Regions from separate parts of the Homo sapiens genome. Here all the other regions are linked to region 2. Evidence: chromatin contacts called from ENCODE Hi-C data. All regions are on one chromosome and are shown on one strand. The core of a region is the stretch at or near the end of the contact, and the rest is flanking DNA. Distances in the headings are between cores, read along the strand shown. Region 1 has its middle 7.6 kb from the start of LINC01227. Region 2 has its middle 13 kb from the start of LINC01228. Region 3 overlaps CDYL2 (chromodomain Y like 2).

The links. A loop is a pair of places that touch in the nucleus more often than their neighbours do. Pooled maps may share reads with other maps.
Region 1: a map with no recorded cell type shows a loop between it and region 2 (8-fold over the local background). The contact joins two enhancer-like sites. A Hi-C loop is called at or near these places in 4 of 37 single-sample maps with no recorded cell type and 7 of 50 pooled maps.
Region 3: a map with no recorded cell type shows a loop between it and region 2 (4-fold over the local background). The contact joins two enhancer-like sites. A Hi-C loop is called at or near these places in 5 of 37 single-sample maps with no recorded cell type and 2 of 50 pooled maps.

What each region holds. Positions count from the first base shown.
Region 1 is chr16:80,578,981-80,581,912 of GRCh38, reverse strand. No RefSeq gene overlaps it. Among named protein-coding and RNA genes, the nearest start is that of LINC01227, 7.6 kb to the right of the region's middle. RefSeq lists an enhancer at 1,247-1,736. Within about 2 kb of position 1,257, at least 3 of the 41 ENCODE cell types and tissues checked have a DNase peak (open chromatin) inside an H3K27ac peak, as active enhancers do.
Region 2 is chr16:79,838,494-79,841,520 of GRCh38, reverse strand. No RefSeq gene overlaps it. Among named protein-coding and RNA genes, the nearest start is that of LINC01228, 13 kb to the right of the region's middle. Within about 2 kb of position 1,305, at least 4 of the 41 ENCODE cell types and tissues checked have a DNase peak (open chromatin) inside an H3K27ac peak, as active enhancers do.
Region 3 is chr16:80,674,965-80,678,112 of GRCh38, reverse strand. The region is part of intron 2 of CDYL2 (chromodomain Y like 2); the gene reads left to right. Among named protein-coding and RNA genes, the nearest start is that of LINC01227, 100 kb to the right of the region's middle. Within about 2 kb of position 1,537, at least 3 of the 41 ENCODE cell types and tissues checked have a DNase peak (open chromatin) inside an H3K27ac peak, as active enhancers do.

The sequences.
Region 1 (2,932 bases), core at 8-2,507, 740 kb before region 2:
TCAGTCTTAAGGTCTGTGTTGATGTTAATGCTCGTCAGCTGGGCCTGAATTACAAAGGGAGGAGCATGCCTCTACTGTTGCTCCAAATCCCAGTTACTGTTAGGGTCTCTCCGGCCATGAGCCTGCATGGCCCTCTTTTCTCCTGCCCAGGGGCTTCCTCCAGGTGCAAGACACTACATGATCCACCTGGTGTTCCCACATGCCCAGTGCTTACACATCAGAAGTGCAGGAGTTAATCACCTATGGGGCAAATGTTGACCAATGCCTTATGGAAGCCTTGTGTAAAGTCCCCTGTCTTCCCTCGCTTAGATGGATGTTTCAGAGATGCAATCTTTCTCACGTTCTCTGCAAAGATGCCTGGTAAAGCCAAAGAGATCATCTTGTCACCAAGTCATGACCAGTTGGGTAATGACATCCTTCTATTTGCTCCCAGTGCCTCCCTTACTTACTCCCCCTTTCCCTCATTTCTACTTCCCAGGGATTGCACTCCCTGGAAAGCTTTACCCTCGGGCTCAGTTTCCTAGGGAACCACGGACTAGAAGTTCTCATTTTGAGGTCTTCATAGACCTCATCTCTTCTCATGATGCCACTCCTTCTTCTCCCTGTACTCAATGTTCCAACTTCTACAATCTACTCTTGGTTTCCCCTACCAGCCAGCAGTCCCATTCCTTTGTTTACACTGTGTCCTTGTCTTCAAAACCTATTAATACCTATTATTCTATCAAGACTTCACTCAGGGATCACCCCTCTCCCCCACCGCCAGGAGCCTTCCCTGATCCTCCTCCCCTCTCCACATAGAATTAATCATTCCTCTTCTTCACCCTGTTGTATTCTTCCAGAGTTCTCTGATAGCAGCTCCACTTGGTACTTCATTGCATGTACTTATTCATGCTCAAATGCAAGTTCCACAAGGGAAGATATTTTTTGCATTTTGTACATTTTTGTGCCCATTTTTTGAATAAATGAATATCTGACCCTTTCAGCTATGCGACTATGTTTTGCACATCAGTGTCTCCAAATGCCATCCTAGGGCCATTGTAGGGTGTACAGAGCAGAAGCTCATACATATTTGATGAATGCATGAGTGAAATTTAGTCTAAATCATTGAGCATGTATTGAACAATCATCATGAGCAGAGATGAACCCCTCATGCTAACCATTTGCCTCAACAATGCACAAAGTTTCTCACAAAAAGCAGCCAGACGCTGTGGATGAGTCATTTCAAAACCAACCCAGTACTAAGAAGACAACCACAAGCTTTGAGTCGCTACATGGCTGGCCAGAAGCTTGATCTTCTGAGTGTGAGTCCCAGCTGGGAAGCACAAACTATTGTGTTCACCGCAGGAGTCAGAAATGCCTGGGCCTGTCTAGAAGATGATGGGATGGCCTCATGGAGATTCTTTGCTCAGGGTCTCCTGGGAAAGAAACATTCTGAAGGAAGATTGAATCCAGGCCAAAAGCTTGCTGCAAGAACAGAGGTCCATATCTGAGGAAGGCGCTTCCCCACTGAACTCCCCCTAGAGCAAGGCAGCTATGGTAAAACCTGAGCACAGAACCAAAGAGCTGCTTCATATCAAAACTTGGTGAGGCGCTGCAAGCACAGAGCCGTGGTGTTTTTTAACCAGGGAAACAGGATGTAGCCCGAGTGGGGATAGGTACTTTCCCACCAGGGGTGGTTGTTGGAGCCCATGATGGCGTCAAGCTAGAGGACATAGTGCAGTGCAGTGGGGCTTTGGGAACAGCAATGGACGCTTCCACAGAGAGATGGCGCTGGAGCTGGTGAGCAGGACTATATGGCAGGCTCCATGGAATACCTAAAAGGGGCTTGTTCTTGAGCTGATGTGTGATGCCCCTGGTAGCATATAGTGGGGATAATGGGAAGATTAAGTCAGAGAAGGAAAGTTTTTGTATTGCTGTTGCTATTTTATATTTTTATTGTTGTATCAAATGACCCTAGGTTCTGACATATATATAAACCATTGGTAATTGATTTAATTATATAATTTATGTAAAGTCTTAACCCAATGTCTGTACATAGTAAGTGCTCAATTGCTTTTAGCTATTATTATTATTATTATTAATGAAGGAGATAGTACTAATTCATCCAGGCCGCTATAACAAAATACCATAAACTGGGTAGCCTATAAGCCACTGAAATCCATTGCTCACAGTTCTAGAGGCTGGGAAGTCCAAGATCAAGGCACCAGTAGATTTTATGTCTGGTGAGAGCCTACTTTCTCAGATGGCACCTTCTCACTGCGTCCTCACATGATGGAAGGAGCAGGGAGCTCTCTCAGGCCTATTTTATAAGGGCACTGATTCCATTCATGGTGGATTTGCCCTCATAACCTAATCAACTCGTAAAGGCCCCGCCTCCTAATACCATCACCTTGGCAGTTACATTTCAACATAGGAATTTTAGGGGAACACAAAAATTCACACCATAGCACCAGGGTCGGGGATAGAGAAATGGCTTTTGATTACAATTGCTCTGACCCCTGTTTTTATCTCTGGACTAATAATAGGGCTGGGGATCACATAGGCAATGTTTAAATACGTGTGTTGAAGTTATTAAAAAAAGAAGGAGAGAAAGAGAGACTCAGAATAGAGACTTGCAGATTCTAGTTTCCATCTTGGTTCTACCCACATGGATTGAGTGTCACCATATGTCCCTGGGCTAGGCACTCTTGGCTTGCCATTGTACTTAACCCTCTTGGAATTTTTCTGAGTCGTAATTTTTCCCTGTGAAAGATAGGGAAACTGAGGCTTGGGGACTGGAAGATATCTAGTAAGTCTTGCTCTCCTGTGAAATATAGGGAAATTGGCCAGGCAAGGTAGCTCAAGCGTGTAATCCCAGCACTTTGGGAAGCTGGGGTGGGTGAATTACCTCAGATCGGGAGCTCGAGACCACCCTGACCACATGGAGAAACCC
Region 2 (3,027 bases), core at 56-2,555:
TGTTGATGGGGGCCGGGGGAGCATGGGGAGTGGAGAAAAATGGGAAAAAAGCAGGAAAGCTTGGAGAATAATTGTGTGTGTGTGTTTGTGTGTGCGTGTGTCTTGATTTTATTGATTTTATTTCTCCTTTCTCCATAAGATACTCTCAGTTGCTGATGATCTCTTCTTACACCCTGTAAAATATTTGGTTAAGGACCCATGGAAAAAGGGAGAAAATATAGACCTACCCTCCCCAGGACAAAATGCTTGTCCACCGTCAGGCTGATAAATGCACAGGCTGGAGGGAGAACTAAACGTGGTGTCAAAAACCCCAGAGTCTCATTTCTACTCGAAAAGTGTGACCAGGTGGGGGTATTCATGCCTTCGAATAAATGGGGCATCTAGTGATAAAATGTATGTGAGATCAAGTTGTAAGCTGTAAAATGCTATGTTTATATAAAGGTCACGGTGACTTTCACTAGACCCAGGATCTTAAGTTGTGTGCTTCTGCAGATAAAGACCCTAGCCTTAATTTGCTGAGTCTATTTTCCATTTCGTACAAGTCCCATTTTGCTATGTTTAGAAATACCTTTTTAGCTTTGAAAATCAGAGTTTGAAAGAGATGGAAATAATCCTCCCCAAACATTATGACTGAAGCTGTATCACAAAATATTATAATGAAAAGTGAAAAGAAAACTGTCTGGATATCACACAGATCTACTAGTGAATATCATAAAACACTTATGTTTGAATCGTAGGCTTCATGTGATTTTGAATTTTTATGTCAATTAGACAACCAGTAAAGAACACTTTAATAATTAATAATAATAGCAATAATAGCAGTATTGTTTGGTAATGCCAAGAATGTACCACACACACACACTGAGAAACTCCCAATATGACACCCTATTTATTTTCAAAGCTATATTTTGAGGTCATTATCAAGACCCATTTGCCAGTGGGGATTGGCAAACCCACAAAGTTAAATCAACTTGCCCAAGAACACTCAGCAATTAGAAAGTGGCTAAGCTGAGATTTCAACCTCAGTATGTCTGCAGATAAAGCCACTCACATTATAGCCAGGTCCTGATACGTAATTTCCAAAGATGTAACAGCCAGGAGAATGTGTCAGCCAAGCTGAGAATAACCCTATTTTATGAAGGACTTCAATGTATTTAACACATTCAACTACTCAGAGCAATGGATAAGCATTTGGGAGCAGCCAGCCTTCAGCTCCAGCTCTAAGAAGGGAGGGTCACAAAGCCCGGGGTGGAAGGAAAAAGCGAATCCATCCCGATTCCAATTGCCAAGCCACACAGCTCCGTCCAGAAACCCAGAGCTGCTACTATTGGCACAGGGTGTTCAAAAGCTGATGAGGCCTTAAAGGGAGTGGATCTCACATTCTTGCATCCATTGCCTTCCCTCAGCAAGTCCTGTGTGCTCCCTTTGAACTTATTTCCAGGTCTGGTGCTAAGGGACATGCACCGGCGCCCCTCCAAACCAGGCTTGGGCTAAGGTGCTGACCACAGCGCTTTGTGTTGGGTCCACAGCACACAGCCGTGGAAGCTGGGACTTCTAATAGGCACCTCATTGATGGGGAAGCTGTAATAGAGAGAAGAGGTTGCCAAGGTCAAGCAGCACGCAGGAGGCCGGACAAGGAGTGGGAGGGCGTCCGTCTGCTCTGAAGCTCATGATCTTTATAATACCACAAGCAATCCCTAAAAGGCAAGGGTTCTAAACTGGGGGAAACTGGGTTCTCAACCCAGGGAGTTTTGGTCATCATAACTCAGGTGGGCAGTGCTCCTGATGTCTAGTTTGTAGAGGCCAGAGATGCTGCTCCACATCCTTCAACACATAGGTCAGCCCCTGGCCCCAGCACACACACATACCACAAAGAACTATCCTCCCCCAAATGTCAAGAGTGCCAAGGTTGAGAAACCCTGGCTAAGTTGCTGTTAAAGAAACAGAAATGGGAGAGAGTAAAGTCCACCCTAGGAAAGGGGCCTAGTAATAGCAACTCGCCTGCATTCTAAGGACCCAGGCACTGGCCAAACCGACCCTTAGTAAATCTCTGTCATCATCTATGCAGGATTGTTTGAAATGCCCAGAGACAGCCGAGAATACCATTCCCCACCTTAAATCTCTTTCACAAGAGGTCTACAGCTTTGAAGAACTGCCAAAGATAGGGAGGTAGAGGCTGGGGGGCAAAGACGGGAGTGGAAGGGATTATTTATTATTATTATTACTATTTTCTGGATACCCAGAGCAACTAGGGACAGAGCAACACTGAGAGCACCAGGTTGAATCTCTAGGGAAACACTCTGCTTCCCCAGAATCACATCTCAGTGTCCAAAGGGAGCAGGGAAATGTGTCTGTGAAGGGTTAAGTATGTATCTTCTCTTGCTGGCGTGTCTCCCGGGCTAAATGAAGGCTGTTTCATCTCACATGGATATGAAAGACAAAGTGTGCAGATTGAAAACATCTGTACACCGAGTGAATGGACCACATGTCCACGGTGCCATGCCGGGGTTTAGCTAGATCAGTGCCCTTTTTGTTTGACTTTGGAAGAGCAACACAAATAAATACAGTAGGTTCCATTTAAACAAAGAACTCTGATCAATAGAGGTTTGTATAGCTTACGACCTTCAACCGTATGCAGAAATTTGAGGTAAAAATCCACAAATCCCAGATCAATTACCAGATTATTTACCCTCTTCCACCGCTAATGTTCCAATCTGCCTTGCATATTAAATAGCCAGGGAGGAAAAGGATTTATATTGCAGAGAAGAGGGAAGGCTGCATGGATTTATTAGCCGTGGTAATCAAAGCGTGTGCCATACGTTTTCTATATAAACACGGCCGGGGTGATTGTGCAAATCGGCTAAAATGAATTTTCAATTCCAAGACTTTTCAGGCAATGTTACCAGTAGCTTTAATAATCTTTTTCTATTTTTTGAAGGGGCGTTAACCATCTGCCACTAAACTGTTGCTGCATTTGGTTTGCCGTAAACGAAAGTACGTGTTTTGCGGGGCTCTTGGATGGGGGCA
Region 3 (3,148 bases), core at 288-2,787, 840 kb before region 2:
TGAATTGATTTTTGTATAAGGTGTAAGGAAGGGATCCAGTTTCAGCTTTCTACATATGGCTAGCCAGTTTTCCCAGCACCATTTATTAAATAGGGAATCCTTTCCCCATTTCTTGTTTTTCTCAGGTTTGTCAAAGATCAGATAGTTGTAGATATGCAACGTTATTTCTGAGGGCTCTGTTCTGTTCCATTGATCTATATCTCTGTTTTGGTACCAGTACCATGCTGTTTTGGTTACTGTAGCCTTGTAGTATAGTTTGAAGTCAGGTAGCGTGATGCCTCCAGCTTTGTTCTTTTGGCTTAGGATTGACTTGGCAATGTGGGCTCTTTTTTGGTTATTTATTTATTTATTTTTATTTTTATTTTTATTTTTTTGAGATGGAGTCTCGCTCTGTCGCCCAGGCTGGAGTGCAGTGGTGCAATCTTGGCTCACTGCAAGCTCCGCCTCCTGAGTTCACGCCATTCTCCTGCCTCAGCCTCCCGAGTAGCTGGGACTACAGGCGCCTGCCACCATGCCCAGCTGATTTTTTTTGTATTTTTATTAGAGACGGGGTTTCACCGTGTTGGGCAGCATGGTCTCATCTCCTGACCTCGTGGTCCGCCCGCCTCAGCCTCCCAAAGTGCTGGGATTCCAGGCGTGCGCCACTGCGCCTGGCCGACACCTCCTTGTTTATTGATAGATGGGTATGGTGCTTCTGAGCCTGAAACGCTGTGACTAACTCCATGCCACTCAATCTGAAAACCTAGATAACATCATCACTTCCATAGAGAAATACAACTCAACAAAACAGCCTAAAGGAGGGCTAGAAAGCCTGAAGAGAGAAATAACTATTAAAGAAATTGGGCCAGGAGTGGTGGCTCATGCCTGTAATCCCAGCACTTTGGGAGGCTGAGGCAGTGGATAGCTTGAGCCCAGGAGTTCAAGACCAGCCTGGGCAACATGGCGAAACCCTGTCTCTCCAAAAAAATACAAAAATTAGCCAGGTGTGGTGGCACATGCCTGTAGTCCCAGCTTTCCAGGGAGCTGAGGTGGGAGGATCACTTGAGCCCAGGAGGTGGAGGCTGCAGTGAGCTGTGATTGTGCCACTGCACTCCAGCCTGGGCGACAGAGCGAGACTCTGTCTCAAAAAAAAAAAAAAAAAAAAAAAAATACATTGAATTGGTTGTTAAAAAGTCCTCAGAAGAAGTAAGAAAGGAGGAACACAAGGCCCAGAGGGTTTTGCAGGCAAATCTAAACGTTCTAGAATAGATCATCTGACCACACATTCTAGAGCAGATAACCCCTCCCTTATCCAAATGATTATGGAGAACAGGAAAATGGGAAAATACTCCCAACTCCTGTGACGAGGTCAGTATGACCTGGATTTCCAAACCAGACAAAGAGAGGAGGAGAAATGCAAATTACAAGTCAATCTCACTTCAGAATGCAGTAGTGAAAGTCCTGAATAACCTTCTGGGCTTATTATAGTTCCCTTGATACTTCCTCAAAACTACGACTGTTTCAGAAACATCTCATTCCTTGCCCTGAACTTGACCCCAGTTCATTGCCTTTAGAATCACCACTGCTTCTCTGGGTGAGGAGCTTGTCCCAGAAGAGGCCCAGGGAAACTGGTTCAGGAAGGCTCTGACTGTCATCGGCAGTGGCCCCACACTATCTGGTGAACCACTGAGAGGTCAGGAAGGGTGTTCCCGGGGCAGCCTCTTGTCAGCACAGGTATCCATGTATCCACTTCCCTGAGCCCAGCTGTTCTTCCTGACCCACTTCAAGTACCCACCCCCAGGCCAACACACTTTCACTAACCTTTTCAATTTTTAAAAGCAGATGATTTTTCCAAGTCAGTAACAACAAAAACTTGAGGGTTTTTTAATCTTTTGTCTTTCACAGGGTGGCAAGTAAGGAAGGTGTGCTAATGAACTAACTTAAAACCCTTTGATGTGGTGGTGTTAAGACCCTGTCCAACTTGGCCACCGCCCTATGCACATGGAAAGTGCCAGGCTGTGATGGGAAATCCGACTCTTTAACCAGGAGCAACTTGACCTATGGCAGATCCAAGGGGAGAATCGATTCTCCCCGCTTGGCTCCTGAATTCTGGATTTGATTTTGGTGCCCAGAAGAGGATGATGGAGTCTTGACCACTGTCAAGGTTTAGAAACCAACTAATTGCTTTTCCTACCTGCTCAGCTGTCGTTTTCCTCCCTCAATGTCCTTAGGAAAGTCTTAGGCACTGTTTGCTCATGGCTATCCATCAGGGGACTTCCAAAAAGGGTATAGTGGGGGAGTGGAAGCGATCCTCCCCAGGAGCAAGCAGTAAGCGGGTACAGTGTCTGTAGAGGGCTCCAAAACAATAATAAAACTTCACCTCCTAATGTCGGTGAAAAGCCGCTCTCCTTATTGAGGGTTCCAAAACAATAATAAAACTTCACCTCCTAATGTCGGTGAAAAGCCGCTCTCCCTGTTGAGGGTTCCAAAACAATAATAAAACTTCACCTCCTAATGTCGGTGAAAAGCCACTCTCCCCATTGAGGTGGATCCCAGGGCCTTCCTCCACCCTGACTCCTCACACAAAGCAGCCAGTCTTCATGAATGATGATGATAATGGTGGCAGCGGTGGTGGTGGTGGTGATGGTAGCAATAGTAGCTAACATTTCTTGAGGTCTTACTGCAGGTAACGCCTAGCTCTTTGTATTTGATCTACTAAATGTGATTTAATTTCCTCAGTGGTTCTCTGATGGAGCAGTTTAACAACATAGCAACATAACAAGGTTACCTGGGATCAACCTTGTTTATAGATGGGGAAGCTGAGGCTCAGCAAGGGTAAGACACAGCACTGAGAGAAGGAATTAGGGTGTGGTGCCGGGTCTGGGGATGCTGAAGCTGTTGGGGGTCTGTGACCAGTTTTGTAAATGAAGAAAGGTACTTCAGGGATTCAGGTTGAAGCCAACAGACCTTTCCCAGATGCCAAGGGCATTGTTCTGGCCAACACCCCTGGGCCTGCCTTTGAGGCATCTTCAGTAGTATCAGAGATGCTGACTTGGCATTCCAGGGAGGTGGAACCTCTGGTCCTGGTGATTTTCCTTAGGGCCTTAGATTAAAACACACACACATGTATGCATGTACATACACATGCACATATTCACATCACAGATGT